Linked DNA regions of Homo sapiens: region 2 is linked to region 1. A link is a loop called in an ENCODE intact Hi-C map of the cell type or tissue named here. Cell type or tissue: GM12878. All regions are shown on one strand. Each heading gives the region's core, and the rest is flanking DNA. Links, peaks and the distances in the headings are about the cores only. Region 1 has its middle 54 kb from the start of CHMP4B. Region 2 overlaps ZNF341 (zinc finger protein 341).

Evidence for each region. A loop is a pair of places that touch in the nucleus more often than their neighbours do. Peaks named below come from ENCODE experiments on the same cell type or tissue, not always from the same donor. Only the 100,000 strongest peaks of a DNase experiment are listed, where the experiment ranks them.
Region 2: it touches region 1 in a loop (15-fold over the local background); 11 of 110 quality-filtered maps call a loop at or near these places.

What each region holds. Positions count from the first base shown.
Region 1 is chr20:33,857,568-33,873,663 of GRCh38, reverse strand. No RefSeq gene overlaps it. Among named protein-coding and RNA genes, the nearest start is that of CHMP4B, 54 kb to the right of the region's middle. RefSeq lists enhancers at 2,402-2,902, 10,365-10,444 and silencers at 10,729-10,892, 10,895-10,944. In GM12878, for the core only: CTCF peaks have their summits at 10,504 (motif pointing left) and 10,859 (motif pointing left); no DNase peak of the experiment used is centred there; H3K27ac peaks cover 757 bases.
Region 2 is chr20:33,785,391-33,801,486 of GRCh38, reverse strand. ZNF341 (zinc finger protein 341) reads right to left here. Exons shown (of 15, transcript NM_001282933.2): 13 at 12,513-12,624; 14 at 11,899-11,969; 15 at 9,218-10,499. The coding sequence ends at 9,970. ZNF341-AS1 (ZNF341 antisense RNA 1) reads left to right here. Exons shown (of 4, transcript NR_110623.1): 2 at 3,492-3,569; 3 at 5,871-5,973; 4 at 13,710-14,114. Among named protein-coding and RNA genes, the nearest start is that of ZNF341-AS1, 18 kb to the left of the region's middle. RefSeq lists an enhancer at 9,050-9,344 and a silencer at 15,761-15,810. In GM12878, for the core only: a CTCF peak has its summit at 9,176 (motif pointing left); no DNase peak of the experiment used is centred there.

The DNA of each region.
Region 1 (16,096 bases), core at 7,012-15,011:
GATTGCTGATGGTCAAAACTTCAGACTCAGGGGCAGTAGGCCTGGGTTCTAGCCCTGGTTATGCCTCAGTCTCTCCATCTGTCAAATGGTCACTAGAACTCCAGGATCCTGAATCTCTGAATCCTATGTAAAATAAACTTGGTCTGTATCTTCTCCTAAAAATAGGAGCAAGAGCCTGGGCTTTGAAGCTGGGCAGACCTGGGTTTGAATCCAAGCTCGGCCACTCATCAGTTCCATGGCCTTAGGAGAGTCACCTCTCTGATCCTCAGTCGCCAACTCTGTAAAATGAGGACAATAGGACACCCCTCTGAGGAGGGCTGTGTGATGTAGATAACAGTTTGTCCCACCTTCTCTAGCTCCAGGGGCCCTCAAGTGAACTCCCAGCAACACAGGCCCAAGCTCCTTTTCTCCTTTTCTTGTTTCCACAAAAGAGTTTATCCTGAAACATGCCAGTGAGCAGTGAACACTACAGATGCCTACTGGGGCTAGTGGAGGGGAGGGTTTACATCACTCACTTGACAGCAAACCCCTGACAAGCCCTTTGGACCATGCTGGAAAGAGAAATCAGTTACTCCCTGGGGAGTGGGATGGAGTGGGCAGGGAGCAGAGGGAACTTTTCAGAACATAATGTGAGCATATTTGGGAAAGGCAATGTGCAATTCACTGTTATGTCTGTGCTTTTCCTTTTTTTTCTTTTTTTTTTTTTTGAGACGGAGTCTCGCTCTGTCGCCCAGGCTGGAGTGCAGTGGCATGATCTCGGCTCACTGCAAACTCCGCTTCCCAGGTTCACGCCATTCTCCTGCCCAGCCTCCCGATTAGCTGGGACTACAGGCGCCCCCCACCACGCCCGGCTAATTTTTTGTATTTTTAGTAGAGATGCAGTTTCAGCGTGTTAGCCAAGATGGTCTCGATCTCCTCACCTCGTGATCTGCCTGACTCGGCCTCCCAAAGTGCTGGGATTACAGGCGTGAGCCACCCCGCCCGGCCATCTGTGCTTTTTCTTTAAAATGTTCCTGAATCCAAATTTTAAGTTTCTAAATATATTTATTTTTAAATAATTATTTACATGTTTAATCATATTGGCAATTAAGTTATGCAAGGAGCTGTAAGCTCAGGGTGAAGTCCCCCTCCTCCTCGGCTTCTGTCCACTCCACGGCCTCAGGCGCCCCCTTGCCAGCTGTGTCCTTGCTCCTTCTCCAGCCTGGACCTTTCTCCAGACCACAGGGCCTCCTGGGCATCTCCCCCAATGCCCCACGTCCCACTCGGAGGGTCCAACATTGAGCATAGTGCTCCCCACCCCCACCCCCAACTCCTCCTCTGTGTCTCCACCAGCCACCCAGTCGTGAGCCAGGGTACTGGGCGCCATCCCCGCCACCCCCCTACTCCAATAACCACCCCCATGGATTCCACCTCTAGGACCTCAGTTGAGTCTGTCACCTACTCTCCACATCTGTCGCGCCAACCCTAGTTACCATCTCTTGGCTTACCGCCCCATGCCTGGAGCTTGGGCTCAGCCGGCAGCCTCACTGTTTGAGAGCCCCGCACGCCAGGCTATGTCCTGCTGCGGTACCTCTGCTCACACCACGCCCTCTCCCTGGCCTGCCCTTCCCTCTCTTTATTTCTCCACCTCGTGTGCCCTACCTCATCTCAACCTCACACTTAACTCATTTCTAGACACTCTGTACATCACCTTCTAGCCTGGTTCAAGCAATCAACTGCCTTCGAAAACACGTGATGAGCACCTGATGTCTGCTGGGGACACAGCGCTGAGTCCCTGCCCTCAGGGAGTGCCCAGTCTAATGAAAAAGACAGACACAGACAACTAAAATCCTGTTTTGATGATGCCGGGGTGAAGGGTGCTTACAGGACTGGATAGAAGAACCCCCGACACAGCTGGGGGATCAAGAACAGCTTCCTGGGGGAGGTGGGGTTTCGGTCAGGCCTCATAGGCGGAGGACGTATTCAGCCCACACAGTTGGCAGAGGGCACAGCATTGGTAAAGGCCTGGGGTCACCTAAACAGCCTCAAGAAATCTCCTCCCGGAGGCTCCTTTGCCATAAACCTAGGCTGGGAGCATTTCCAATTCCTTGGAGCACTGCCCAGAGGAAAACTCTCTATGAGGATGAAGATTTATTTATTTGGTTGTAAACTGAAAGCCAGACCAACGCAGGGCATAAAGAGGAGGGACGATAAAGAGCTGGCAAAGGATGGCGCCCTGCAGCCCGGGGACCCTGAGCCCGCTCTCCCCTCTGCCGAGGACAGCGCCCTGCAACCTGGGGACCCTGAGCCGGCCCTCCCCTCTGCCGAGGACAGTATCCTGCAGCCGGGGGACCCTGAGCCGACCTTCCCCTCAGCTCAGTGCTCCTCCAACAAAGGTCCCGTCACAAACACGTAGCAAGCGCCTGCTGTTTACCAGCCCTGTGCCAGGCGCCGGGGATATAGCAGCGAACGAGACAAAGCCCCTGCTATCAACCAGAGATGGACGTGGACCTGGCAGTGACAGGCCAGGGCTGTGCTGAGGCAGCAGGAACCCTGGGGCCTCGAGAACCCAGAGGCAGCCCCTGGCCTGGCCTGGCAGGTGTAGAGGAGCAAGAGAGGGTAGACAGAGACAGCGTCCAGGAGCCAAGGCCAAGTGAGGGAAGAGGGTGTGCAGGATGCCCCCCAGCTGTGCCCTGGGGCCTCTGTGTCCTCAGGGGCCCTGACATGAGACCACCACCATGGCCCTGCTTCTCCCACCCCTCAACTCGCACCCCACGCAGCCACCCCAGACCTCCTGCTGCACCCCCGTCTTTTTTTTTTTTTTTTTTTTGAGACAGAGTCTCGCTTTGTCACCCAGGCTGGAGTGTAGTGGCGCCATCTCAGCTCACTGCAACCTCTGCCTCCCGGGTTCAAGTGATTCTCTTGCCTCAGCCTCCCAAGTAGCTGGGATTACAGGCTCTTGCCACCATGCCAAGCTAGTTTTTGTATTTTCAGTAGAGACGGGATTTTACCCTGTTGGCCAGTCTGGCCTCGAATGCCTGACCTCAGGTGATTGGCCCACCTCAGCCTCCCAAAGTGCTGGGATTACAGGCGTGAGGCACCACACCCAGCCTCCTGCTTCCCCTTAAGTCCTTGCCCTGGCAAACAGTCCCAGCCAGCCTTGTTCTCTGGGGTCGACTTGGCCACAGCCTCCTCCATGCATCCCCTCTCTGCCCACCAATACCTAGTCCAATCTCACGGAGGTCCCAGGGCAGAGGCTGGGCCACTGTCTAAGCAGACACAGACCTTCTAATGTGGCCCGAGATGCCTGTCTGCCCATCTAGTGGACGCCTCCCCATCTCTGCAAGGGGTCCCTTTAGAGATCCCCTCTCCTCTCCCACAGGGAGGGGACAATAACTGACCCCCTCCAAGGGAGGGGACAATAACTGACCCCCTCCAAGGGATGACAACTTATGATCCAATAATTCCCCTCTCTCCATCTCTTGTCAGTTTCCTGCTTATGGAGCAGAATGAGGTGAGGAGCCAGGGGAGCCAGGGGACGCTGGGGATAACCAAACTGGCTGGACTGTATAAGCCCAGAAGGGTGTGTCTGGCCTCAGTTTTAACTGTGCTCTTTAGAATGTGGGGGACTTGGCCAAGTGCGGTGGCTCACCCCTATAATCCCAGCACTTTAGGAGGCAGGTAAATCACTTGAGGTCAGGAGTTCGAGACCAGCCTGGCCAACATGGTGAAACCCTGCGGCTACTAAAAAAAAAAAAAAAAAAAAAAAAAAATTAGCCAGGCATGGTGGCACACACCTGTAATCCCAGCTACTCGGGAGGCTGAGGCAGGAGAATCACTTGAATCTGGGAGACGGAGGTTGCAGTGAGCCGAGATGGTGCCACTGCACTCCAGCCTGAATGACAGAGCGAGACTCTGTCTCAAAAATAAAATAAAAAAATAACGTGGGGTACTTGATGCCTTTGTCTGTAGCTTGGCCTCAGGCACCATTTCTGGGGCAACAGAAAACTTCATTCCATGCCTCATCCTGGTATGCATGCAAAAATGTTCATTGCCCCATTATCTGCAACCATGAAAAACTGGAAACGACCCTCAGGCCTAACAGTAGGGGAGGGTTATAAACTTTGCAAGAGCAGGAACAACATCTGCCTTGTTCATTGTTAGGTCTGCAGTGCCCAGCGTGGTGCCCTGCACACAGTAGGTGCTCAGGAAACATCTGTGGAAGGAAGAGAATAAAGGAGGGAGGAAGGAAAGGAGGGGGAAAAAAGGAAGAAGAAACTTTGAAAGTTCTTCCGGAATCCCAGAAAGCAAACCCTTCCCTGCTTCCGCCGCACTGGAGAAGATGCACCTTTTGGGGGGCTGTGACTGTTCATTTTTAAAACTTCCATCCAATGCCCCCAAAACTTAATTCCATTTTGAGTGTTTTTCTTTTTTCATTTTCATCCTCCACTGTTTTTTTAACGCTCACTGTTGAATTTCTCGTTTGGAGAGGCTGATTGAATTGTGGCTCAGGGGACTTGAGACAGTCACTTCAGACATTTAGAGTTCCAATCACGCTGTCGCCACCCCAGTCCCCCACCCTTGGCACCAGGGAAACTATCTCTTATGAGAGCTGATTATCTTTACAGCCTAGAACATCACACTCTAAAACACAGGCTGTGCAAATCAGAATTCTCCGTGACTAATGTACATCCAGTGAAAATATCAAAATGCCCATTTAACAGGAGAGGGCTGATTGGAAAAGCCCACCTGATCTGCTGGTGAAGTTCCGTGGCTGATGTCATTTGAGAGTCACCGGGTCCAGGCCTGGGGAAGGCTGTGAGATCACCTGTCTGGGGGCTACTCTGTCTCATCCCTCAGGGCCCAGTCAGTGCCCACGGTCCTCCCTCCAGAGAGAGTGGCAGGCAGGGGAGGCCAGCGGACGGGGAGGCAGGCACATCAAGTGAGCACCTACTGTGTGCTGGGCACTGTGCCAGGAAGGACCTCATGCAGTCTGAGAACAACCTTGCCAGGTGAGATTTATTTATCACCCTTTTGCAGAGGGAGCTTCCTATGGGATCTCAAAGGATAAAGAGGAGTTAGTCGGGGGAAGTGGAGAGGCCTGGAAAGGCATTCCATGAAGAGGAGACGTCATTGCAAAGGCAAGAGGCAATAAAATAGAACACAAGCAGTCTGGTGTTGCTGAAGCTTAAAGTGCCAGCAGGGAGAGGGAAGGACAAGGCTGGAGAGGTGGACAGGGAAGGAGCAGGGAGACACAACTAGAAGCCTGGAGAAGCTGGAGCGGGCTGTCACTGTCATTCAGGAGAGAGATGACGGAGGCTGTAGAGATGTGTGCTGGAGGCAAAGCCAGCAGGACTGGGTGACTGATTCAATGCCCACGGAGGCTGAGGGGTGGTGAGGACCCAAGGATGACACCCAGATTCCATCTCCAGAGCTGATGGCGGGGCTGCCTCTGATTCGGGGACTCAAGGGAGGCACTGATGGAGGAAAGATGCTGCTTTGCTTCGTGGACATGCTGGGTTCATTGTGCTCACAAGACATGAGCCCAGGATGACAGGGTCTGACTCATAGTGGGTCTAGACCCAAAATCGAGGCACAGATGTTGGTCATGAGCTTGACAATGATCCCTACAGCCACAGATCAGAGGGGTGCACATGGAGCGTGGGGGAGGCTGCAGATGAGCACCCTGATCATTCATCCTGCACACAAGTTCCATTTGGCCTGCAATGTTTCAAAAATCTTTGAGCCAATGTTTAAAAATCAAGCACACTCTCTTAAAAATACAAATCTCTGGTTTTTCTTAGAAACTCAGAAGACCTGGCAACAGAGGCTGGAAATTTCTCAAAGCAACCATCACCGAGGATTGGCTGTCCCTTAGACAGGGGCACGCACTCTCCTGTTCACCACAGCCCCACCCTTGTCTATTGGCTCCCAGAACCACAGGCTAAGTAGTTCTTGTTGGCGATCATGGCACTTGTAATGATTCTTTGTCCCATATCTCTATCAGATGCTGAGAAACAGAGTAGTCTCAGAGAGTCAGAGCCACGTGTTTAGGTAAAATAGGAGAGCATGTATGTTTGCAGAGGCCAAGACAATTCCTTTACCTTTGCCACACACAATGAGTCTGCATCAAAGGCCTAGCCCAGGCCAGACCTTCTTCTCTCATTCACGTGACCTACTGGTGTCCCCTGGTCTAGAAAGAGAAGAGAAGACACACGGGGAAGAGAAAGAGATCAAAGAAAGAGGATGATGTGGGAAATTGCCAGGGAAGAGACTCTCAGAGATGTCCAAGACTGCCTGGAAGTCAAATTGGGTAAGGTAGGATCTGTCCCAGGCAAGTGCACACAAGGCCACACCTGCATCCACACACAAAGAAGAATTGCACACACATGCACACAAACACGCATGTGCACACGCATGCACCAGGACATCTCTAGGCCCTCTTACACTCATGTGTACACACAGAGGCACATGTGTGTACACACAGAGAGCAGACCCAATAAAGGGTATGCACACGCATAGGCAGGCAAACTCCCACATGTAGGTGCACGGTCACATACGCTCAGGCACAAAGACATACGTGTCTGCACAGACACGGGCATACCCCTGTGCACAAAGCCACCCGAGCCTGTGCCCTCCCAGGGAACTGCGATCCCACCTCACAAAGCTCTGCCAGTTCTAAACCAGCAACTTGTAACTAAATAAATATGATAAACAACTCCCCTCCAGATGGCTCCGCACACACCCCCACTCCTCTTGCTTAGAGGGATGGCACATTCTATGCCAATAAATCCTCCTGTTTGAAAACATTTGCCTTCTTAATTGGCCCGTTTATGGGTAAAATATGTTTCTGGGTAGTGCTCTGCCAGAATGGGATGCAGAGATGCAGGGCTGGCGGTGTGTGCTGCCGCCCTGCCCTGGAGGGGTCCGGCTTGGCCCACCCCCAGAGACAAGGCCCAAAGCTGGGGGGAAGGGGTCTCAGCATGGCCAGGGCAAGCTCTTCCGTGATCTTTTCCTCCCTGTGCCTCCATGTCTCTTTCTTAGGGTTCACATTTGTTGAGCTTACTGTATGCGGCACTCTCCAAGGTCCTTAGAGGAATCCGCTGGCCCTCACTTGCCTTTCTCTGGTAGGGAGCCTGTGAGGTGAGGCTGACTGTCATAGCTCCCAAAGATATGTCAACATCCAAATCCCTGGAAGCTGTGAATATGACCTTATTTAGGAAAAGAGTCTTTGCAGATATAATTAAGTTAGGGATCTTAAGATGGTATCATCCTGGATTACCCTAGTGGGCCCTAAATCCAATGGCAAATGTCCTTATAAGAGGCAGGAGAAGACACACAGAGGAGACCTGAAGACAGAGCAGAGATCAGAGGCCACAAGCCCAGAAAGGCCAGGGATCGCTGCATCTTTTCCAGAGAAGGCAGGGCAGGGCTCTCCCCCGGAGCGTCTGCAGGAGCGTGGCCCTTCTGACACCTTGATACGAGACTGCTTGTGAGCGAATGTGTGTCTTGTTTTCAGCCACTGAGTTCATGGTCATTTGTCACAGCAACCCCAGGAGACTGATCCACCCCCTCGCGTATGGGAGGTGCCCTGACCGCACACAGCCAGGCTCAAATCCATCCTCTGCTGCCTCACGGGCTCTGCAGGAGACCCATGCTGGAGGTGGGGAAACTGAGGTCCAGAGAGGGTCTAGGCACCAGCCGGTGGCCAGGCAAGGACTAGAACGCAGCACCTTGGCCCTCCTCATGCGGCACCCACCCTTGGAGTTTTTACATCAGGAGCAGGGAGGGGAGGATGCCCAGCCCAGGACAGCCCCAAGCAGAGGGTCCCCTCAGGGTCCAACTCTGAGATGCACTGAGGAAGGACAGGAAAGAGACCTCCTTGGGGATTCCATTTTCTTTCATTCTAAGATGGGCCCAAGGTGGGTAAAGCGTGAGGACCCCTCATAGCCACCCCAGCGAGTGTTCAGATGTGCCGTGTGCCAAGACAACCTCTCCTTCACCTGCCCCCACCCGGGCAGGTGGGTACTGACATCTCTGCTTCCCTTGCTCAGGCAGGAGAGTGAGGCTGGTGAGACCCCCACATAGCTGGGTCACCAGACTGGTCAGCGACAGAGCCGGGATTCTAGCTCAGGCCCCTCTGCTTCCAATGCCACCTGCTATGCTGCCTCCCAGGTAAGAGCCAGGAGCGCGTCCCAGGGTCAGAGGATGCAGCCAGGCCACCAGAAGCAGCATGAGGTCCTGGTTCCTCTTTCTCCCCTCATCCATAAAGTACTGGTCTCTAGCTCGGCTGCCCATTGTGGGCCAGGGTGGGTCAGAAGTTTGAATCATCCGCTGTGTGGCCTTGGTCAAGTCCTCTCCCTCTGTGAGCCTCCATTTTCTCATCTGTACAATGGGGAATATGATAACAGCCATTCCTAAGAGTTGTCGTGAGGACCCATGGAAATAAAACCCAGGTAGCCCTTGGCAACATGCTGGCACCCAGCAGGCGCTCAATAAATGCTGGTGGGTGTTCAAGCGAGGTTAGAGCTCAGTGAGAGGGAGCACCTCGCCCCTGGCCACGGAAGGTCATTTGACCAAAGTGGAGGGGAGTGGGGGAGCCTGGCTGTGCTGGGGGCGGGGGGCACTGCAGCCCTGCCCCTGTGCTCACCATCAGCACCCCTCCCCAAAGGACACCAAATCCTCTGCCCATGGCTCAGCCCAGCCGCTGTTCTCAGAGCCAAGCGATGGCCGAGTGATCCGCAGGTACAGGGAGAAGGGGAGACAGGAGCATAATCCACATGTACAACCAACGTGACAGCTAAAGTTCTCAGTCCGGCTAATACGAACAGAAACCAGATCGTCAATGTCAGCCAGGAGGGGTCGGCTAAGGTTAAATGCAGGAAGAACAAAGGAAAGTGGCAATGTTGGTGCCGCCAAACCAGGTTCTGCAGAGGCAGTGACTGCATGGCCTCCGGAGTCAGGCGTCTGGTCCCTCCCATTGCAGGCAAAGCAGCGGCCCTTTTCTGTTTCATGTCGTGGGCTTCCCTGTAAGATCTCATTTGATGAAATGAGTCTGTTGCCAGAAAACATTTGGAACAGCCCTATCCTGATCCAATTGTCCTTTTCATCAATTAATTCATTTTGTTCAATTTAGCACATCCTGAGTATCTACTAAGTGCAGGCCTGCAGCGGTACTGAGCACAGGACTACACTGCTGATGGTATAAAGGGAGAGATCATACAAGGAAATGTAGTTTCTACAGGGAAGAGAGCCAGGCAGGAACACATGTGTGCGGAGCTATAAGGATATGTAACTGGGGAGCCCAGTGTCTCAGAACCAGGCCAGGCAGAGGAGCCTTGCCCTTGCTCTCAAGGACAAGCGGCAGGTGTAGGAGTGACAAGATCCAGCCCAGAGCAACCCCTGGTTGCTGAGTGGAGAATGGTTTGTAGGAGGCCAGGGAGACAGCAGGAAGGCCAGTGAGGAGGTCCTGGCAGGCAAGCCATCCTGGTGGCCTGGAACAGAGCCAGGGCAGGTTTCATGGGTGTGCAACCTGAGCAACCACACAGGGCCCTCACTCAGAAGGGCCACACACTTGGTTTAACAGTCTATTGTTGCTGTCTTGAAGTTCTGAATAATTTTTGAAAAAGGGGCCCTGTATCTTCACTTTGCACTGGGCCCCTCAGTGATGTAGCCCATCCTGACCAAAGCAAAGCCGGGATCTTTCTGAAACAAGCAGAGTCCTAAACAGACCTTCTCACTGTTGTGCTGGAGGCGGCTTCTACCAGGTCCGGGACGCTGTGGTTCAATTTCTTTTCTCCACATATTCCAGGGACCACAGGAATGGCTGAATGTTAAGAAATGTTTTGTCATGTTGGTAGCTTGAAGCTGGCCACGGTAAGAGAATTTACATGGAAATCAGCAAAGATTACAAATCAGGGTCTTTTTTTCTGAAGTCATTTCTTCATCAGCGCTTCCCCAAGTGCATCCAAGGTCCTCCTTGGCAGTATGACAAAAACATGGCTTCTGGGCACCCCTCCCCAGGCCTTGCTGGGCACTGGACAAGGTGAGGCTCAACTCCATGAGATCCCCTCAGCCCCCTGAGGCCACACTGGGCCCACAAACCTCACAGAAGGAGGAGGCAGAGAAAATTGGTGGAGTGGGGTTGGAAAAGGAAATTTGCCTAAGGTATGGGGGTGGGGAGCTCACCAGGGAAGTAGAGGGCAGTGGTTTAGGGTCTGTGCTCTTGGAGAACCAGCTCCAGGGCAACAAGTGAAGTCCCCAGCCTGGGACCCACTCCCACCCTCCCACGAGCGGGTTGCCTTCCCGCTAAGCCAGATGCAGGGCTGGGGGTGGGGGACACACAGGTATCCATGTCCACAGAGCTGTCCTGCTTTGCTGGACTCCTGGGGGCAGCAGAGGGACCTGGAACAGGAAGACCGCCTAGAAGATGAGCTAGCAGCCCACAACTGCAGCTCCCCACCCCCGCACGGCAGAGTGGGCCTCCATACATAGTGACTATTGCTGTGATTGTTGTTACAATGGCCCCACCTCCTGGCTGGCTTGGCCCCCTTCTCCTACACCCTAGACTCGCGGCCTCCAGACTCTGGCAGGAGCTAGGACACAGCCCTCTCCCTATCCATGGGGGTGTCCCTGTGGGCAGGCGGGGGACGAAGGAGTGAGGGGGTCAGTAGGGGGAGTGGGAAGCATGGAGAGAGGGGAAAGCAAGGGAGGGCAAGGGAGCAGCGCCCGATGCTAAGCAGACACCCCTCCCCGCCCCACTCCACCGCCTCCTCTAGGCCCCTCCCTGCGCCAGGCGCAGACCACCCGGGAGGAGCCCACGGTCTCCCCGTGGTTCGACGGGAGCGGGGCCCCACAGCCTGGGACATGGCGCCACCTGCAGGCCCCTGGGCGCGCTGCCGCGTCGGCCCCTCAAACCCGGGAGGAGGGATGGGGAGGACCCACACGCTCTAGGGACCCCCGCACAGCGTTTCCCAAAAGATATTCGGCGGAACCCACACCCTGGTCAGGTAGTTTGGGAGATGTCCCTTGGAGATTCCCAATGTACATTTGCCCCTGAAGTCTGGCTTGAGTGAACGCTTCCATTCCTTAAATAAACACAAGCCAGCCGGGCGCGGTGGCTCGGGCCTGTAATCCCAGCACTTTGGGAGGCCGAGGTGAGCGGATCACGACGTCAGGAGATCGAGATCGAGACCGAGGCCATCCTGGCTAACACGGTGAAACCCCGTCTCTACTAAAAAAATACAAAAAATTAGCCGGGCGTGGTGGCGGGCGCCTGTGGTCCCAGCTACTCGGGAGGCTGAGGCGGGAGAATGGAATGAACCCGGGAGGCGGAGCTTGCAGTGAGCAGAGATCGCGCCACTGCACTCCAGCCTGGGCGACAGAGCGAGACTCCGTCTCAAAAAAAATTAAAAAAATAAAAAAATCCTTAAACTCTTTAGGAATACAGAAAGAAAACATTGAAATTTTTTATTATAATTATTTCTATCCTAGGCTTTTAAAACTTCAAGGAGTTGTGTATTATTACACAATATATTAGTACAGTGGTACATTTATATAATTTATTAATAAATAAATATGGTATATACTCACAAATATTCTTTTGATAGGGGTTCAGAGACCAGATGAGTTCATTCAATACCTGGCATATACTAAATGCTCTGTGTTAGCTATCATAGCAGACTTTAGCTCCCAAAGACAGCCCCAGTAATATCTCCTGTCCCCCAAGCTCTTTTAGAACTAGCCATGTCCCCATCAAGAGGTGGAGCCTAATTCCTCTCCCTTAGAATCCCGGGTGGGTTTGCAACTCACTGATAACCAGTAAAATGCAGTGAAGTGATTCTGCATGACTTCTAAGTCTAGGTCACAAAAGATGACGCACCTTCCCCCTTGCTAGCTGGGACAATCACTTTTAGAGCCCTGAGCTCTGGCTACACTGAAGTCTCCACGCCATAAGAAGCCCAAGTCACATGGAGAGGTCTCAGGTTCCTGCTGACAGCCCCAGGGCACGTCCCAGTCAACAACCAGCATCAACTACCACACGTAGCACACCACTGACTGGAGAGGTCCCCAGATAATTCCAGCCTCCAGCCATGGAGGTCATTTCAGTCTTCAGGTCTCCCAGGTGCGGTCCCGGTTATCACGGAGCAGAGGCAAATCATTCCACTGGCCCTTTCCAAATTTCTGACCACAGAATCTGTGAGCTTAATAACATAGTTGCGCCGAGTGTGGGTGCTCACGCCTGTAATCCCAACACTTTGGGAGGCCGAGGCAGGCAGATCACCTGAAATCAGGAGTTTAAGACCAGCCTGGTCAACATGACAAAACTCCGTCTCTACTTAAAATACAAAAATTAGCCCGGTGTGGTGGCACGCACCTGTAATCCCAGCTACTCTGGAGGCTGAGGCATGAGAATCACTTGAACCCAGGAGGCGGAGGTTGCAGTGAGCTGAGATTGTGCCATTGCACTCCAGCCTGGGAGACAAAGTGAAACTCTATCTCAGAAAATAAAATAAAATAAAATAAAATAAAATAAAATAGTTGCTTTTCACAACTAAGTTTCAGGGGCGGGTTTCTTGCAGCAATGGAGAAGCGAAACAGCAATGAGTATGTACCCTGATGTCTGTCCACGCTTTGTATGAGGGAACCAAGTGTCCCTACATAGGCGCCCAAGCTGAGGAGGGAGATAAGGAATTTTCCTACCAAACAAGGAGCTTTGTGAGAGCGGGCATAGAAGTACTCAAAAAATTCTTTGGGTATTTATTTTGTTCACTTGTTTTGTTTTGTTTTTCTGAGACAAGGTCTTGCTCTGTCACCCAGGCTGGAGTGCAGTGCCATGATCCTGCCGCACTGCAGCCTCAACCTCCTGGGCTCAAGCAACCCTCCTGCCTCAGCCTCCTGAGTAGCCAGGACCACAAGCACGACCACCACACTTGGCTAATTTTTTATTTCTTGTAGAGACAGGATTTTGCTATGTTGCCTAAGATGGTCTCGAACTCTTGGGCCCAAGCCATCCTCCTAGCTCAGCCTTCCAAAGTGCTGGGATTACAGGCGTGACCCACCAGGCCCAACCAAAATACATTTGTTTGGCTGGGCACAGTGGCTCACGCTGTAATCCCAGCACTTTGGAAGGCCAAGGTGGGTGGATCACCTGAGGTCAGGAGTTTGAGACCAGCCTGGCCAACATGGTGAAACCCCCATCTCTACTAAAACTACAAAAAAAATTTAGCTGGGCGTGGTGGTGCACACCTGTAATCCCAGCTACTTGGGAGGCTGAGGCAGGAGAATCACTTGAACCCGGGAGGCGGAGGTTGTAGTGAGCCAAGATTGCGCCACTGCACTCCAGCCTGGGCAACAGAGCGAGACTCCATCTCAAAAAAAAAAAGAAAATTGTTGAATGAATGGCTTTCATAGAATAAGTAATTCATTTGCTTCTTTACTTTGTCAGACAATCAGTGAGATTGTCTGGGTGAAAACAGACAGGTCCTCAGGGTGGGAAGGGAGACCCAGCCCCAGAGGGGATCCCCTCATCAGCCCCTTGTGGAAAAGACAGGAGCCCCAACTCTTCTGCATGGCTGACCCTGCCGCTCCATTCCAGGTGACCCTGGGTGATCCCAGGTCCTGTTGCCTGTGGCCTTTTCACTGTCAGTAGGAAGTGGCCATGGGAGAGAGCTGGCCTCTAAAATCCCAGGGTTTGGTCACATTCAGGGTCAACACCTTCTAAGGGAGTCAGGGATGCATCTCTGTGACCCGGCTCCTCCCCCACCACAGCAGCAGGGAAGGCCTGGGGAGGAGGTATGTGTGTGACTGGATTCTTGTGACTCCACAACTGTGGCTTTGGACAAATCACTTTATCTCTCTGAGCCTGGGCTTTCTCTGCTGCAAAATGGGGTAACGAATGGTTCTGCCCTGAAATAGTTCTTGTGTGGGTTCAGTGAGAAGGTACAGATTGTCTGTTCTTCGTGTATGTTCCCTAAATGTTTCTACTCTGAAGGGGGATCCTTCTCCTCTGCTTCTCCCTCAGAGCTACTCTGCGGGAATTTGGACCAGTTTAGCCAGTGCCTCATGGAAATCTAGCCTGGGATTGGTGCAGAGTCTCAGCTGCAAGACCCAAAGTCTTGCGTGTCTAACCCAGCTCCACCTGGCTCCTCTGCGGTCTGGGCAAGGCCAGCATACAGCTGAGCAGGAAGGAAGGAAGCAGTTTCTGAGACGGGGTGCCCAGGCCAGACCGGAAGAGACATGGATGGGGAGACAGGGGAGCTGGGTTCATGAATTTGCTCTGCTGGTACTTGGCTGTGACACTTGGAAGCACCTTGGCGCCTCGGCCTCCTCATCTGTAATTTCATTTCGTAAATGTTTACTGCAGGTCTGGTGACTGTGTGTCATGGTTCATCTGGAGTTCACAAGCAGGCCAAGGGTGGCTCCAGGCCTTTCTTGCACAGGCATTGAACGCGACCCTCCGACCTCTCTATTGTTACATCTTTTCCCCTGCTGAGACCTCATCAGCCTCCGATCTTGGCTGAGATATCATGTCCTCCCACAAACCCTCCTGAGCCAGGAACCCTCTTCCCAGTGGGACTCACTACAGAGAGGACCCAGCCTGTGGTGATGATGATGAAGAAGTGGATGGCTACGGCCTTTCTAATTTTCCCACCAAACTGTGAGCTTCCAGACAGCTGGCATAGAAGTACCCAAAACATGTTTGTAGAATGAATGAATGGCCTTCACAAGCTAAGGAACCCATGGCTTCTTCACTGTCACTGATTAGCAGTGGGCCCTGGAGCTTCTCTGAGCCTTGGGCTTCACATCCAGCACATGGGGCTCACGAGACCTGTGCTTCCTGTGTCTGCCCCACTGAGCTCTCTCCACCCTGCTGCGGGCTTATAGGCCCCCAGCTCACAGCTAGAGTGGGTTGAATAATGTCCCCCAAAATTCACACCCACCCGAACCCTCAGAATGGGACCTTATTTGGAAATGGAGTCTTTGCAGATGTAACTAAGGTGAGGATCACAATGAGATCATATTAGATTAGAGTGAGCTCCAAATGCAATGACAGGCATCCTTGTAAGAGACAGAAAAGGACACAGAGAAGGCCATGTGGAGGTGGAGGCAGAGTTTGGGACGATGCAGCAGCCAGCCAAGGAGCACCCAAGAATGCTGGGAGCTACCAGAAGCCACAAGGGCCAAAGAGGATCCTCCTCCACCAGACGCTCTGCTGATACCTAGATTTTGGACTTCTGATCCCTTGAACTGTGAGAAAATACATTTGCTGTTTTAACTGAAGTTGGTGTGTCCACATTACAGGCTGCTGAGGTGGCCTGGCCACACACCTGCCTGGTGTCGTCCCTACTTGGAGCAGTGAGGTTTGACTCCACAGGATCACAGCTGCTGCAAAGCTGTCTTCACATCACTGAGGGAAATGGAAGGCAACCTTAGAAGTTTCATCTCTATCCTCTCCTGGCCCCAAATTATTGCCTGAGAACCTAATTTCCTTTCTCCCTTTCTTCCTGTTTTCTGTCCCTTCTTTCCTTCCTCCTTCCCTTTCCTCCCGTCCTTTCCTGCCTGCCTGCAATTGCCTTAGTCTCATGCCCTCCATCCCATCTAGCTCCAGCCTCCCTCTTCAGTTCTACCTCCCACCCACTCCAAGCAAGCCCCTTCCCCCAGCCAACTCCTCCCAAGGCAGCCCCTGGCCTCCCTGCCGTGTCTCCCTCAGCAGGTTCCCTTGGTCTATGGTGCTCCGCCTCACAGGCATACGTGGAAAATCTGCTCCTTCACGTGCAAGCTCAGATCCCACCTCCTCCTGGCACACCCTGGCGACAGTACTTCCCTCTGACTTTCCACCACACCGGTGTTCACATAAATGTCTTCGTACCTGATCTGTGCCAGGTGGACCTAGGGGCCAGGAAGTACAGTGACCTCGCCATCTGGTAAGGGAGTGGGAAATGATGAAGAGACAGCGTTGACAGGTGGGCAGCAGAGGAGGAAGCAGCAGCTTTTGCAGGACAGGGAGGGCTGTGTCCAGGAGGGAAGGGCCACAGGGACAGAGCACATGCTCCAAGAGACAGGGAAGTCTGGGTAACAGGATTTGGGGTTCAAAGGGAAATGAAAATGGGGGCCA
Region 2 (16,096 bases), core at 6,116-14,115, 71 kb after region 1:
AATGGGGGAAGCATAGTCTTTTCAACAAATGGTGCTAAGACAGCTGGGTATCCAAATGCAAAGGAATGAGGCCAGGCCCTGTGGCTCATGCCTGTAATCCCAGCACGTTGGGAGGCCAAGGCAGGAGGATCGCAGGAGCCCAGGAGTTCAAGACCAGCCTAGGTAACATAGTGACACCCCAGCTATACAAAATAATAATAATAATAAATAAAATTAGCCGGGCATGGTGGTGTGTGCCTGTAGTCTCAGTTACTCAGGAGGCTAAGGTGGAAGGATCACTTGAGCCCAGGAGTTCGAGGCTGCAGTGAGCTGTGATTTCATCACTCTACTCCAGCCTGGGTGACAAAGTGAGACCCTGTCACCCAGGCTGACCCTATATGAAATGTCCAAAATAGTCAAATCCATAGAGATAGAAAGCAGATTAGTGGTTGCCAGGGTCCAGAGAGGGGGAAAAAGGAGAATGACTGCTTAATGGGTACAGGGTTTCTTTTTGGGATGACGAAAATGTTATGTAACTAGATTGTGGCGATGGTTACACAATATTGTGAATGTAATAAAAAAGAGCTGCATTGTATACTTTAGTTAAAATGGTGAGGTTTTTTTTTTTTTTTTTTTGGTAGATGGAGTCTCACTCTGTTGCCCAGGCTGGAGTGGAGTGGTGCAATCTTGGCTCACTGCAACCTCTGCCTCCCAGGTTCAAGCAATTATCCTGCCTCAGCCTCCTGAGTAGCTGAGATTACAGGTATTGCCACCACACCTGGCTAATTTTTTGCATTTTTAGTAGAGATGGGGTTTCCCTATGTTGGCCAGGGTGGTCTCAAACTCCTGACCTCAGGTGATCCGCCCGCCTCAGCATCCCAAAGTCCTGGGATTACAGGCATCAGCCACCGCACCCGACCAAAATGGTGAATTTTATGTCATGTGAATTTTATCTCAATTTTTATTTTTATTGTTTGAGACAAAGAGTCTCGCTTTGTTGCCCAGGCTGGAGTGCAGTGGCACAATCTCGGCTCACAGCAACCTCTACCACCCAGTTTCAAGTGCCCACCACTACACCTGGCTAATTTTTGTATTTTCAGTGGAGACAGGGTTTCCCCATTTTGGCCAGGCTGGTCTCGAACTCCTGACCTCAGGAGATCCGCCTACCTTGGCCTCCCAAAGTTTTGGATTACAGGCTACAAACACCACGCCCGGCCTTATCTCAATTTTTTTTTTTTTTTTTTTTTGAGACAGAGTTTCACTCTTGTTGCCCAGGCTGGAGTGCAATGGCACGATCTCGGCTCACTGCAACCTCCGCCTCCCGGGTCCCGGTTCAAGCAGTTCTCCTGCCTCAGCCTCCTGAGTAGCTGAGATTACAGGCATGCGCCACCACGCCCAGCTAATTTTTGTATTTTTAGTACAGACAGGTTTCACCATGTTGGCCAGGCTGGTCTCAAACTCCTGACCTCATGATCTGCCCACCTCAACCTCCCAAAGTGCTGGGATTACAGGCGTGAGCCACTGCGCCCGGCCCCTTATCTCAATTTTTAAAAGTGCGTTGAAGTAATGAAGAGGGAACATGTTTTGGTGCCTACCACACAGACCTAGATTAGAATTGGGGCTCTGCCATTCAGCCATGTGCTTTACCTGCCTTGGTTTTCCTGTCTGTGAAACAGAAATAACACTATATTCCTCACCAGGCCATTCTGATGATTCAGTGACAACACAGACAAAGGCCTTAGCACAGAGTATGTATTCAACAGATATTTATGAAATAATAACAACAGGAATAATAATCATTAACATCCACGGAGCTCTCACTCTGACAGCTTACATAGAATATCTCATTTATTTACTTATTTTTATTTTATTTTATTTTTTGAGACAGGGTCTCACTCTGTCACCCAGGCTGGAGTGCAGTGGCACGATCATGGCTCACTGCAACCTCTGCCTCCCAGGCTCAAGCGATCCTCCCACCTCAGCCTCCCGAGTAGCTGTGACCACAGGTGTGTGCCACCACACCCAGCTAATTTTTGTATCTTTTGTAGAGACAGGGTCTCCCTATGTTGCCCAAGCTGGTCCTAAACCGCTGGACTCAACTGATTCTCCCCCCTTGGCCTCTCAAAGTGCTGGGATTACAGGTGTCAGCCATCACGCCCAGCCAGATTATCTCATTTAATCATCCAACTATAGTTCTATGAGGTAGTTACAGATTACAGCTGAGGAAACAGAAGCTTGGAGAGGTTGAATAACTTGCCGAAGATCACACCATTATTGAGTGGACTGGTTGGCACTTGAACCGTGAGAAAATAACAGAGAATCTTCATCAGCACTTTATGCTAAGCCAGACACTGAGCCGAGGATTTTACATGCATTACCTCATTTAGCCCACACAACAACTATATGAGGTAGGCTTTATTGTTCCCATTTTATACATTAACAGAGGTTGGACAGCTTGCCTAAGATCACACACTTGTAGGAGGCAGAGCTGGGATTCTTACTGTAAAGGCAACCAGTTTAGCCACTGTGCTATTCTGCCTACATGCAAATAATGAATGAACAGAGAGACACTCACACCTACAAACAGGTAAATAAATAAAGTGTGGTGGGCCTGGGAGCAGGTCTCACCTCCCAGGGGAGTGGGGCAAAGTAAGCGATGGGGGCAGGAAAGGCCCAACCCAGCAGAACTTGAGGGGTTAAGTGAGGAGTGAGGGGGAGGTGGGTGAAACTGTTGACCAGAAAGGACCCTACACTTGTGCTAATGGTGGGTTACAGGGCCTACTCCATACCCATTTGTCTGACCACATGCAGGCCATGCAGCAGGCCCTAGACGGCCACACAGGCTCCAGTCAATGACTGTGACTCCCTGGACTTTACCCCAGGGAAACCCTCATCCTCACCCAGGCGCAGGCCCAAGGCACAGGTAGACTAGAAGTCTACCTGCACGAGGAAGGAAAAGTCCACATCCAATCCCTTAGAATATCCTGTTGGCTCTATCATCAAAATATATCCAGAAAGCTATCATTTCTTACCATCTTCATTGCGGTTACTCTGGTCAAAGCCACCATCATCTCTTGCCTGCACTATTGCAGTAGCCTCCTGGTGGGCAGGATAATGGTCCTTCAAAGACGTCCATGTCCTCATCCCCAGAATCTCACCTTAAATGGACTTTGTAGAAGTGTTAAGGAGTTTGAAATGATGAGCTTATTGTGGATTATCCAGCTGGCCTCAATGTAATCACAAAACAGAAGCAAGAGGTTTCAGAGTCAGAGACTGGCAGGATGCTGCCCTTCTGCCTTTGAATGGAGAAAGGTGCCACAAGCCAAGGAATGCAGGTGGCTTCTAGAAACCGGAAAAGACAATGGAACAGATTCTCCCCTAGAGCCTCCGGAAGGACAAAGCCCTGCCAACACTTGATTTTAGTCCAGTGGGAACCATATCAGACTTCTGACCTCCAGAGTGATAAGATCTGTGTTGGTTTAAGCCACTAAGTTTCTGATTCTTTATTACAGAAGCAAGAGGAACCTAATACTCTTCCTCATTGGCCTTCCTGTCTCCATCTTTATTCCTTCCAGCTCATTCTCTACATGGTAAGCAGAGGTATCCTTTAAAAAATATGTGTTTGGCTGGGCACAGTGGCTCATCCCTATAATCCCAGCATTTTGGGAGGCCGAGGCAGGCGGATCACTTGAGGCCAGGAGTTCAAGACCAGCCTGGGTAACATGGTGAAACCCTATCTTTACTAAAAATACAAAAATTAGCTGGGCATGGTGGCATGCACCTGTAGTCTCAGGAGGCAGGGGCACGAGAATCGCTTGAATCTGGGAGTTGGAGGTTGCAGTGAGCTGAGATCACGCCACTGCACTCCAGCCTGGGTGACAGAGAGAGACTCTGTCTCAGGAAAAAAAAAATTATATATATATATTTTTTTGACATCTGACATATATATATACACACACATATATATATACATATATGTACACACACACACATATATATGTTTTGACACTGGACATACATATGTATGTCGGATCCAGTCACTGAATGCTCACAATCCTCCAATGGCTCTCCACGTCCCTCAAGTAAAACCCAAAGTCCTTTCAATGTCCCTCAAGTCCCTACATGATGTCATGATTTTCCTGTCACCTCCTTGCCCTCCCCCTTTCCAGTGCCTCACTCCAATCACACTGGCCCCTCTACTCTTCCTCAAACACACCAGCACCCTCCAAACTCTCAAAACCTCTACTCACCTCTACTTTTTTTCCTTCTCTATAGTCCTCGTCACCTCCTAACATCTATAACTTACTTATTTACTTTGTTGTTTATCTTCTGCTTCCTCCACAAAGGATCTCCACAAATGATTGTTTTGCTCATGATGTATCATCAAAGAACTATGCTTGGCACGTCATAGGTACTCAAGAAATATTTAATCAATAAATAAGTGGACTGAGGTAGCAGTGGCCTGGGAAGCAGCCTTGCCTTGATGAGACTTTGGACAAGACCTTTTCTCTCCCTGGGCCTGTTTATTCTCTGTGATTCTTCAAAGGACGCAAGGCCCTAAAGTTGGGTTCTGTGCCTAAGCCTACCTGAGGCACCCTCAGCTAGTAAGAAGTCACTGCCAATCCTTAGATGGAGCCTGCTCACCTCCCTGATCACCACCCTTCAGGCCCTGAAAGCCTTGTGTGTGGGGGGGTCACTTGCTGGCAGCCTTGGGGGTTGGGAGCACCCGTAGCTGCCACCTCCACTCCTTCCTCCCCAAAGGAGACAAAACTAGTCCAACCAGTTCCCTGGGCCACAGGGACACCTGCTCTGTCGACTTCCACCTGCTCTGTCGAGACTTCCAAGCCACCTGCCTTAGTCATTTGGCCCAGATATTCTCTGCTCCCTCTTTGAACAAAGGAAGATATCCTTTTATATCAGACATTACTTCCCAGGACCCTGGGTCAGTCATATCTCGGTCTACATGACAGATTCTCTGGTCTCCCTGGGGTGAGAGGAGCGGGTGGGTAAAGTGAGCCTTCTTCTCTCAAAGTGCTGTTGTTTATTCATTCGACAAATATTGATTGAACAATTCCTGGGAAGGTCTAAGCACTGTAGATACTTCAGGAACAAAACAGACAAAAGTCGATGCCTTTGTGGACCTTTTGTTTCTAATGAGGACAACAGACAATAAACAAATGTCTAATATAATGTCAAGGGTGACGTATAAAAATAAAATAGGGTAAGGAATTCGAGAATGATGGAGGTGGGGCTATGTTACACAGATTGGCCAAGGAAAACTTATCAGAGGAAATGAGTTTTTTTGTTTATTTATATATTTATTTATTTATTTTGAGACAGAGTCTCACTCCGTTGCCCAGGCTGGAGTGCAGTGGCATGATCTCAGCTCACTGCAACCTTCACCTCCCCAGTTCAAGTGATTCTCCAGCCTCAGCCTCCTGAGTAGCTGGGATTACAGGCACGCACCACCATGCTCGGCTAATTTTTTGTATTTTTTAGTAGAGACAGGGTTTTGCCACGTTGGCCAGGTTGGTCTCAATCTCCTGACCTCATGATCCACCCACCTCAGCCTGCCAGAGTTCTGGGATTACAGGTGTAAGCCACCACGCCTGGCCCAAATGTCCCAATTTTTTACATTTTCTAATTGCTTCTGGAGTATAGGAGCATAGTAGATTTGTATATATTGATCTTGCTATTATTTCAGCACCCTTGCTATTATCTCACCCTTTCCAATCCTGATACTATTTATTTCTTTTTCTTGCTCTATTATTCTGGCCAGGCCACTAATGTAATATTGGAGTCATAACAGCAGGCATCCTTGTGTCATTCCTGACACTTCACCACTGTAGTATATTTTAAATTTGTTTTTAAACGTTGGCTTACTTTTTCAGACACTGTGAATGCCAAACTGTCTGGAGGCTGCCATGAGCGGCCAATTTGTGATCTCTGCTTTACCTGAATTATTTCCGTGAATTGTGACATCAACCTCGCCAGGTAGGTACTATTATTCTCCACACTGACACAAGGAAACTGAGGTTCAGAAAGGTGAAGTGACTCGCCATAGTCACACAGCTAGGAGGGGGCAGAGCCAGAATTCAAACCCAGCTCTGCTTGATACCAAAGACTGTAATCTTTCTCTTTTTTTTTTTTTTTTTTTTTGAGACAGAGTTTACTCTTAGAGTAAGAGTCTGTCCATGAGTTTACTCTGTCACCCTGGCTGCAGTGCAATGGTGAGATCTCGGCTCACTGCAACCTCCGTCTCCCGGATTCTACAAATTCTCCTGCCTTGGCTTCCCAAGTAGCTGGGATCACAGGCACATGCAACCACGAATGGCTAATTTTTTGTAGTAGAGATGGGGTTTCGCCATGTTGGCCAAGCTGGTCTCGAACCCCTGACCTCAGGTGATCCGCCCATCTTGGCCTCCCAAAGTGCTGGGATTACAGGAGTGAGCCACCACACCCGGTAAAAAAACTGTGATCTTTCTGGGGGTGGAGTGAGACCCTGGATGCCTAGGCCAGCCCCTTTTTATGCTCCACTCTGTCCAGCATCTTGGAGTTCGGTGGCAGACCCTGGGGTCCTGGAGCAGCTATCTCCAACTTTCTTTTTTATTATTTATTTATTTATTTATTTATTTATTTATTTATTTAATGAGACAGAGTCTTGCTCTCCCCCAAGCTGGAGAGCAGTGGCATGATCTCGGCTCACTGCAACCTCCGCCTCCCAGGTTCAAGCGATTCTCCTGCCTCAGCCTCCCAAGTAGCTGGGACCAGCTCCAGGGCCACCACATCTGGCTAATTTTTTGTATTTTTAGTAGAGACAGGGTTTCACCATGTTAGCCAGGATGGTCTTGATATCCTGTCCTCGTGATCTGCCTGCCTCGGCCTCTCAAAGTGCTGGGATTTGTCACCAACTTTCTGTTAAACATTATAGCTGATCTTGGTATGTCCTTATCTGTGGCTTGGCTCTGCTACTTCCCTCCTGTGTGACTTTGGGCTGCTTAACCTTAATGTGCCTGTTGCCTCATCTCAGCTGCAAAATGGGCTTAAAAGTAGTGCCTACATTGAGGTGCTGGGGATGGTGCCAGGCATTCATTCGATAACTAATAAATGTTAGTTCTCGTGATTACCAGTAGACGTGTATGCCTGTGTGCACTGACAGGAAGAAGCTATAGAAAAACCACTTAAATAGTTATATTAGGAAGAAGATGTCATTTTTTTTTCTTTTTTTGAGATGGAGTTTCACTCTTGTCACCCAGATTGGAGTGCAATGTCACGGGATCTCAGCTCACTGCAAACTCTGCCTCCCGGGTTCAAGCGATTCTCCTGCCTCAGCCTCCCAAGTAGCTGAGATTACTGGCATGTGCCACCACGCCCAGCTAATTTTTTTGTATTATTAGTAGAGATGGGGTTTCACCATGTTGGCCAGGATAGTCTCAAACTCCTGACATCGGGTGATCCACCCGCCTCGGCCTCCCAAAGTGCTGGGATTATAGGAGTGAGCCACCACACCCGGCTGAAGATGTCGTTCTTCACATTTCTTTCAATGCCATTGTTACAACTTTTAAAAATGTTCACTGTCTCCCATGACTCCCCTTCATTATGTGGAGAATAAAGTCCAGATTCCTTAACCCACATCTAAGGCCCTCTCTGATTCATCAACCCACACTTCAATCGTGGAAAGTGGCTAAGAACCCATGGAGGCAGGCTGCCGTGGCTTGAGTCCCAGCTCTGCAGCTTTCCTGGCTGTGTGAGCTTGGGTAAGGAAGTTTACCCCTCTGGGCCTGGGTTTTCTCAGCTGTAAAATACAGAAAGTAACAGCACTCACATGACAGGCTGAGGCGACGTGACTGTAAATAGCCTGGCACAGTGTCCCTCGTGTGGAGAAGGTGAAGCAACAGCCATGATCATTATCCACCTACTCCTCTGAGACCTCTGGTCACCCTGGAACATCCGCCGGCCCCAGAACATAGCAGGCCTGGCACTGTCCCACCCCAAGGTGTTTGCACGCGCCCTGCTCTCACCCAGCACACCTTCCCCTATCCATCCACCCATCAAAGCACCCCGGGCCAAGGCCCAGCTCCAGGGGCATCCCCTCTGACTTCCTGTCCCCACCAGTCCCCCTCGGGCCTTTGTGCAGGCCGGTACACTTACACACCTCACCCCCATCAACTCTGTCCCTCCTGCCGCGTCACACCCTTCCTGAGGATGTGGGAAGCTGGGCCTGGCTCTGAGTTCCAGCCCTGAGATCCAACACAGATGCCTGAGGGACCTGCCAGCCTTCAAAACAATTCAGTCATCAAATGGAGTCCAACAGCCCAGAAGGGTGGCTGTGAAGATAAACAGGAAAACACTAGTCAAGGCCCTTTTCTCCTTCCCGCCTCCTCATGAGCCCGGTCCACCTCCCACCGGGACCAGCTGAGAGGTAGGAGGAAGCACTGGACGCGGTGACATTGATGGCCTCCAGATGCCGACACGAGAGGGATTTCTGATCTTGTTTACAACGGATTTGGAGGTGGCTAACTATCCTGAATTCCCACAAGTGAGTACAAACCCCGACCCCCATGGGGTGTTGTCCTGGACTGTTTTCTGTGGATGGGTGTTCCCAATTTCCTTTCTTTTTTTTCGTTTCTTTTCTTTTTTTTTAAATCTTTGAGACAGGGTCTTGCTCAGTTGCCCAGGCTGGAATGCAGTGGCACAATCTCAGCTCACTGCAGCCTCAACCTCCTGGGCTCAAGTGATCCTCCCACATTAGCCTCCAGCATATCTGGGACTGCAGGCACCCACCACCATGCCCAGCTAATTTTTTTTTTTTTTTTTTGAGACAGGGTCTCACTCTGTCTCCCACACTGGAGTGCAGTGGCACGATCTCAGCTCACTGCAACCTCTGTCTCCTGGGTTCAAGTGATTCTCCCGCCTCAGCCTCCCAAGTAGCTGGGAATACAGGTGTGCACCACCACACCCGGTTAATTTTTGTATTTTTACTAGAGACGAGGTTTTGCCATGTTGGCCAGACTGGTCTCAAACTCCTGATCTCAGGTGATCAGCCCACCTTGGCCTCCCAAAGTGCTGGGATTACAGGCATGAGCTGCCGTGCCCAGCCTTGCTTCCCTTATCATCTCTCCAGGGCTCCCTGTGTGAGGGGCCTGGGACCCCTCAGCCACCACAAGCTTCAGAGGGGGAGTGCTGCCACCTAGGGGCAAAGAAGGAAACTGCCACAGCTTGGCCCAGGCCACCCGGACACGTTATGACAAAAACATTTATTGAGCACTTTCTGCGTGCCGGGCACCATGCCAAGCCCCTGGCGCACTTCATCATACTGGATCCCCAGGACAACCCTATGAGGTAGTAGTATCGTAAGCCCCATTGTACAGATGAGGAACACGGGGCTCAGAGAAGTGAAGTGACTTGCCCAAGGTCACACAGCAAGTGCATGGCAACTCTTGGATTTGAAGCCAGATCTGTCTCATAGCTGCAGTCTAGCCGTGACACCTGAGTGCCTCCTAAAAGCTACATCACAGAGCTGTCTGAGGATGCTGTGGGGAACCGTCTGTGAAAAGGTGCAACACGTAAACTCCGAAGAGTTTATGGCAGGCCTCCTGAAGAACAGCAGACTAGAGGCTACCCAGAGGCAGCCTGGAGACAGAGTGGGGAGGAATGCCCTGTCTCCTCTCCCAGGGGCCCCGACCACCAGCCTAGACCAGCGGGACTCTGGGCTGCTCAGGCTTCAGCCATCTCTCTCCTGCCACCATGGCTCTGCCCAGAAACCGTGGATGGCCCTGCCCCCAACCCTAGAATGTTGCAGGGCTTTCCGGCAGGAGAGGGGCACAGGAGGGCGACCATGGGCTGAGGTTTCTGAATGACATTCAGCAGGATTTCTGCCAATGGCTCGATGGCTCGCTTCCACTGGTAAGGATCACCGGTCTGCCCCCAGGGGCCCTGGACCCAAACAGGAGCATCAGGCCTGCCCAGGAAACAGACACCTCAGGTCCGTCACTCGGAGGCCTGGATGTAGACGGGCACAGCGAGCATGGCACATGGGCCCTCGGCCCCAGCCTGCAGCTCCGCCAGAGCCAGGTTGGAGCCCAGCCCCTCAGCGTGTCCAGGTACCACCAGCTCAGTTTCCGCGCCCACCGCACCACCCACAACGATGGACAGCACCGCGTCCGGCTCTGCGAAGGGCGGCTTGCCGGGGACAGCCTCGGGCACCAGCCCAGCCCCTGTGTCCTTCAGCTCCTCCAGCCCCAGCGGGTCAGGCAAGGGGGTCAGCACCTTGCGCCCACCACTGCCGCAACTGCGGGGGGCTGCCCTCCTCTGGGGGGGCCGCCGGGTTTGCAGGTCCTTGTCCTTTTGGGGGCCGAGACGACAGCGGTGATCTTTGAGGTATTTGTGGCGGGAAAAGCCCTTGGCGCAGCCAGCACAGCGGAACTTGTAGTTGCCCGTGTGGGCGCGCTGATGCTCGGCGAGGTGGGCACGGCGGCTGAAGGACTTGCTGCACAGGGCGCATTTGTGGAGCTTCATGCCTGGAGGGCAAGGGAAAGTCAGTGAGAAGCATCCAGACCTTCACCCCGCAACAGTGCCCTGCGCTGGGAATAAAATCCAGGCTCTTTCCCCACCAGCACCTGTGTGATCTGGCCCCAGCTCTCTCCACCCTCGTCGTCTGCCTTCTTCCAGCCACTCTCTGCGCCAGCCACACTCGCTCTCCTCAGAGATGCCACGCTGGCTCCTCCCTCTGCGCCTTTGTACTTGCCATTCTCCTCTGCCTGGAACAGCTGCTCACTCTCTGCACCTTGGCTCGCTTTGCCAGGTCATCTCAGGCTCAGGGAGGGGCCGTGACGCCTGAGGCCACCCACAGGAACATGGCAGCACTAAGACTCCAACCCAGCCCTGTGTGTCCAAGTCATTGACCTACTCTCCCAGTTTTCACACTTTCTTTAGTGACTGACTCCTTTCTGTAAACCTTCTCAAACAAGGGAGACTTTACCCCCCAGAGGACTCAGCAATGCCTAGAGACATTTTTGGTTGTCACAACTGTGGGGGGATGCCACTGACACCAGTAGATAGAAGCCAGGGATACTGCTAAAAATCCTACAGGGCACAGGACAGCCCCCAGGACAAAATTATCTACAGGATTACAGGCCAGGCGCCGGTGGCTCACACCTGTAATCCCAGCACCTTGGGAGGCCAAGGCGGGCAGATCACTTGAGGTCAGGAGTTCGACACCAGCCTAGCCAACATGGTGAAAACCCCATGTCTACTAAAAATACAAAAATTAGCTGGGTGTGGTGGCAGGCACCTGTAATCCCAACTACTTGGGAAGCTGAGGCAAGAGAATCGCTTGAACCTGGGAGGCAGAGGTTGCAATGAGCCAAGATCACACCACTGCACTCCACCTGGGTGACAGAGGGAGGCTCCGTCTCAAAAAAAAAAAAAAAAAATTATCTGGCCCAAATTGTCAATGGTGCCAGGGTTGAAGAACCTTGTTTTAGACCTCGGCTGGCATGTGGAAAGCCAGCCAGGCTGCTCTGAGGAGGCGCTGAGAAACTGAGGAGTGGCTTGGAGACCCCTGCCCTGCCCTATCAAAGAAGCTTCCTGGCCATGTCTTGGACCTGGCTGGAATCTGATTCCCTCCACACCTCGTCCACACCTCTATTACACTGGGCACTGCTCCAACTGAGTCATCTCTGCTCAGGTCAGCTTCCTCCTTGGACTGGGGGACTGTGTCTGATTCATCTCTGTTCACCCTTAAGTCCCTAACACAGGCCTGGCTCATAGCCCACATAAGTGAAAGTGCTGGCTGGAATGTGCCAGGCAGGGAAAACAAGCCTCACAGGATATGTCTGCTCTTTCTCTTCCTGGCGGGTCTATCCCAGTGAACTAGAGCTGAACCAGACCCTCTTAGCAGGCCCAAGAGCCACTTACCAGAGTGGGAGAGGATGTGGGCCTTCAGCTTGTCCGGCCGGTTGAACTCCTTACTGCAGCCTGTGTGCGTCCTAAAACCCAAAGCCACTGGTCAGGGGGAGCTCACCAAGCTTAGGATCCTCTTGCTGGCCCCTCCACTAGCCCTGGGCACAAGGGACAGCCTTGTCCACCCTAAGGGCTGGGCAAGGAGGTAGGGTGGGAAGTGAGGCAGGCAGGGCCCAGGACAGGATAAAAGGAGAGAGGCCTGGCCAGGCACAGTGGCTCACGCCTGTAATCTCAGCACTTTGGGAGGCCGAGGTGGATGGATCACTTGCGGTCAGGAGCTCGAGACCAGCCTAGGCAACATGGCGAAACTCCATCTCTACTAAATCTGTAATCTCAGCTACTTGGGAAGCCGAGGCAAGAGAATCGCTTGAACCCAGAAGGCAGAGGTTGCAGTGAGACAAGATCTTACCACTGCACTCCAGCCTGGATGACAGAGTGAGACTATGTCTCCAAAAAAAAAAAAAAGGAGAGGCCTGCCCTCAGGCCTGACATCTGTCCCACCCTCCCCAGCAGCACCCCTGGAGAATCTGTCCCGCTACCCACCCCCCTGCATGGCAGTCTCTACTCACGAGAAAGGGCATTTGTATTTCTTGAAGGGCTCGTGGATCAACATGTGTCTCTTCAGTTTGTCCTTGCGGTTGAACGCAGACTCGCACACTGAGCATTTGTAGGGCTTCTCACCTGCAGCAGACACAGACAGGGAGAGCCAGCACTCACCAGGAGTCGGCATCCAGGGCACAAGGGTCCCCGCTGGGCCCCTCAGGGGAGCAGCTCCTCTAGGGAGGTGGCCAGGGGAGAAAATAGCCTCTCTCATTCTTCAGTGGCTTTGTTTTGCCAGAGACAAGACAGGGCTATTTTGACAGGATGGTCAGGAGAGGCCTCTCTGATGAGGCCATGCATGAGGAGAGACCTCAGGTCATCAGGGAGATGGTCTGGGCAGCAGGGAAAGCAGGTACAAAGGCCCTGAGGCAGGAGTGCGTTTGGCGGTGCTGATGAACAACAGGGAGGCTGGTGTGGCCAGAGAACAAGGCAGAAGGTGAGGGCAGCGAGCCAGCCAGGTCCGCATGGGAGGACCTGGGAGGCAGAGCTAAGGACTTGGCTTTTATTTATTTATTTTTTTTGAGACAGAGCCTTGCTCTGTCACCCAGGCTGGAGTGCAGTGGCAAGATTTCAGGTGAGTCACTGCAACCTCTGCCTTCTGGGTTCAAGCAATCCTCCTACCTCAGCCTCCTGAGTAGATGGGATTACAGGTGTGTGCCACCACGCCCAGCTAATTTTTGTATTTTTAGTAGAGATGGGGGGTTTCACCATGTTGGCCAGGCTGGTCTCGAACTCCTGACCTCAAGTGATCCACCTGCCTTGGCCTCCCAAAGTGCTGGGATTACAGGCATGAGCCACCGCGCCCAGCCAGGACTTTGGCTTTTACTCTGAGCCAGAAGAGAAGCACCAGAAGGTCTGAACAGCAGAGGGATGGACTCTGATGTAAGCTTTTAACCAGCTCGAATGAGGGTGGAGGTGAGGATAACCAGGAAGTGGCCCAGGACAGCCATGTTGGGAAGGCACAGTCGGCAGCCCTTGCCACTGGACTGGCTGTGACTGTGAGAGGAGGAGAGGAGTCAAGGATGAGGCACGGCCTGAGAAGCAAGGTGGCCTCATGTCATTTCTGGCAATGCGGTCCACCCTGGGGGACGAGGAATCACACCTTATCTAACTGAATCCTTCCAAAAAACCAGGAGGCACTGACTCCCATCATCCCTGTTTCACAGATAAGAAAGAAGACTGAAGTTCAGAGAGGTGAAGGGACTGGCTCAGGGGCTACCCCTATGGTTGCGGGAGCTAAGATTCCAGCCCAGCAGCGTGATCCAGAGCCCATCTGAGCTACCCAGATCTTCCTGCTGTTAAACCCGTCCTGGGGCAGCTCTTGCCTGATGGGCTACCTGAGGAACCCACAGGAAATCAAGGGAGGTGCCTGCAAAGTTGCCGTGGGGTCACAGCCTGCCCTTTGGAAGGGGCTGTTTCTGGGCTGCTGTGACTTCCTGCCATTATTTCCTCTCTGTTCTCCCTCTGGAATGAATAAAGTACTTCTGAAAAACCATCAACCCAGTCGATACGGAAATGCTGGTCCCTACAATAGAATGCTCTGTGGTCATTAAAAAGATTAAAAAGGTCAATCTGTGTTTCCTGATCTGGAAAGATCTCCTGGACATACTGCTAGTGGGGAAAGAAAGCAGTAGAACAGCTTAACACAATCTCGTCTTTCTTAGAAAAAAATATAATCCCTACTGGATATGTAAGCTCCAACAAAAAAAAAAGAAAGAAAAAATACAACCTGCACACCCCAAAAAAGCCCTGGCCATGTGTCTCTGTAAATAAACTGAAGATGCAGGAAGAAAGATGGGGAGGTGTAGGGAAAGGACAGACCAAAGTGTCAGTGGCAACTACAACTTGAAGGGGAAATTTAACATTTTACTTTATGTACTCCTATATTGTTTCCATTTTTATAATAACCATGTATTATTTGTGTGGTTTTTTTTGTTTTGTTTTGTTTCGTTTTTTGTATTTTTTTTTTTTTTTTTGAAACAGAGTCTTGCTCTGTTGCCCAGGCTGGAGTGCAGTGGTTTGATCTTGGCTCACTGCAACCTCCATCTCCTGGGTTCAGGCAATTCTCCTGCCTCAGCCTCCTGAGTAGCTGGGATCACAGGTGCGTACCACCACACCCGGCTAATTTTTGTATTTTTAGTAGAGACGGGGTTTCATCACGTTGGCCAGGCTGGTCTCAAACTCTTGACCTAGGTGCTCCACCCACCTTCACCTTCCAAAGTGCTGAGATTACAGGCATGAGCCACCGCGCCTGGCAGCATGTATTACTTTTGAATAATAATTTTTAAAAGCCATAAAGAGCAATTTGGTAATATCAAACTTACAATGCATTACTTCTTTTCCCTTCTTTATTGTGGAGAAATATACATAACAGAAAATTGACCATCTTAAGCTTCTTTTAAGTGTATAGTTCAGTGGCATAAGTACATTTGCACCATCATGCAACCATCACCATCATCTGTCTCTAGAATTTTTTCATCATCCCAAACTGAAACTCAGTATTACACATGCATTTTAACCTAGCATTTCCACTCCTAAGAATATACACTACAGATACACTTCCAAAAGCTTGCCAAGGGACCCACACAGCATTGTGTGTACAAACTAATAGCTGAAATGTAATTTAACGGTTCATACATAGGCTGGGCGTGATGGCTCATGCCTGTAATCCCAGCACTTTGGGAGGCTGGGGCGGGGGGATCACTTGAGGTCAGGAGTTCGAGACCAGCCTGGCCAACATGGTGAAACCACATATCTACTAAAAATACAAAAATTAGCTGGGCGTGATGGTGCACACCTGTAATCCCAGCTACTTGGAAGGCTAAGGCAGGAGAATTGCTTGAACTCAGGCGGCAGAGGTTGCAGTGAACCAAGATCGTGCCATTCAGTCTCAAAAAAAAAAAAAAAAAAAAAAAAGGTTCATACATAGAGAACTGGCTAAATACAAGATGAAAAATTCATTGAGGAAGACTACTCAGATGTGAAAAAGAAGGTGCTGTTGGTAACAACTTCTGGGGGGGGCCCGGGGGAGGGGGACCCACAGAATTTAGCCTCCAGGGGAACTGTAAGCACACATTCCTTGGGGAACATCGCCAAGGTATATGATAAGGAAAAAAAGGCACATAAGTTATAGTATGTGCTCATTTTTGCAAACGTAAGCAAGCGTTTTATATATGTGTAAAATAAAACTAGAAGAATGCAGACTAGACCGCTAACAGTTACCTTTGGGGAAGAGAATTAGGAGTATTTTGCAAACTGCAAACCACAAGTTACACCCTGTTGGTGGTTATTTTAAGAATTAAAAATAGGCTGGGTGTGGTGGCTTGCATCTGTAATCCCAGCACTTTGAGAGGCCAAGGTGGGTGGGTAACCTGAGGCCAGGAGTTTGAGACCATCTTGGCCAACATGGTGAAACCCCGTCTCTACTGAAAATACAGAAATTAGCCAGGCATGTGGTGGGCGCCTGTAATCCCAGCTACTCGGGAGGCTGAGGCACGAGAATGGCTTGAACCTGGGAGGCGGAGGTTGTAGTGAGATCATACCATTGCACTCC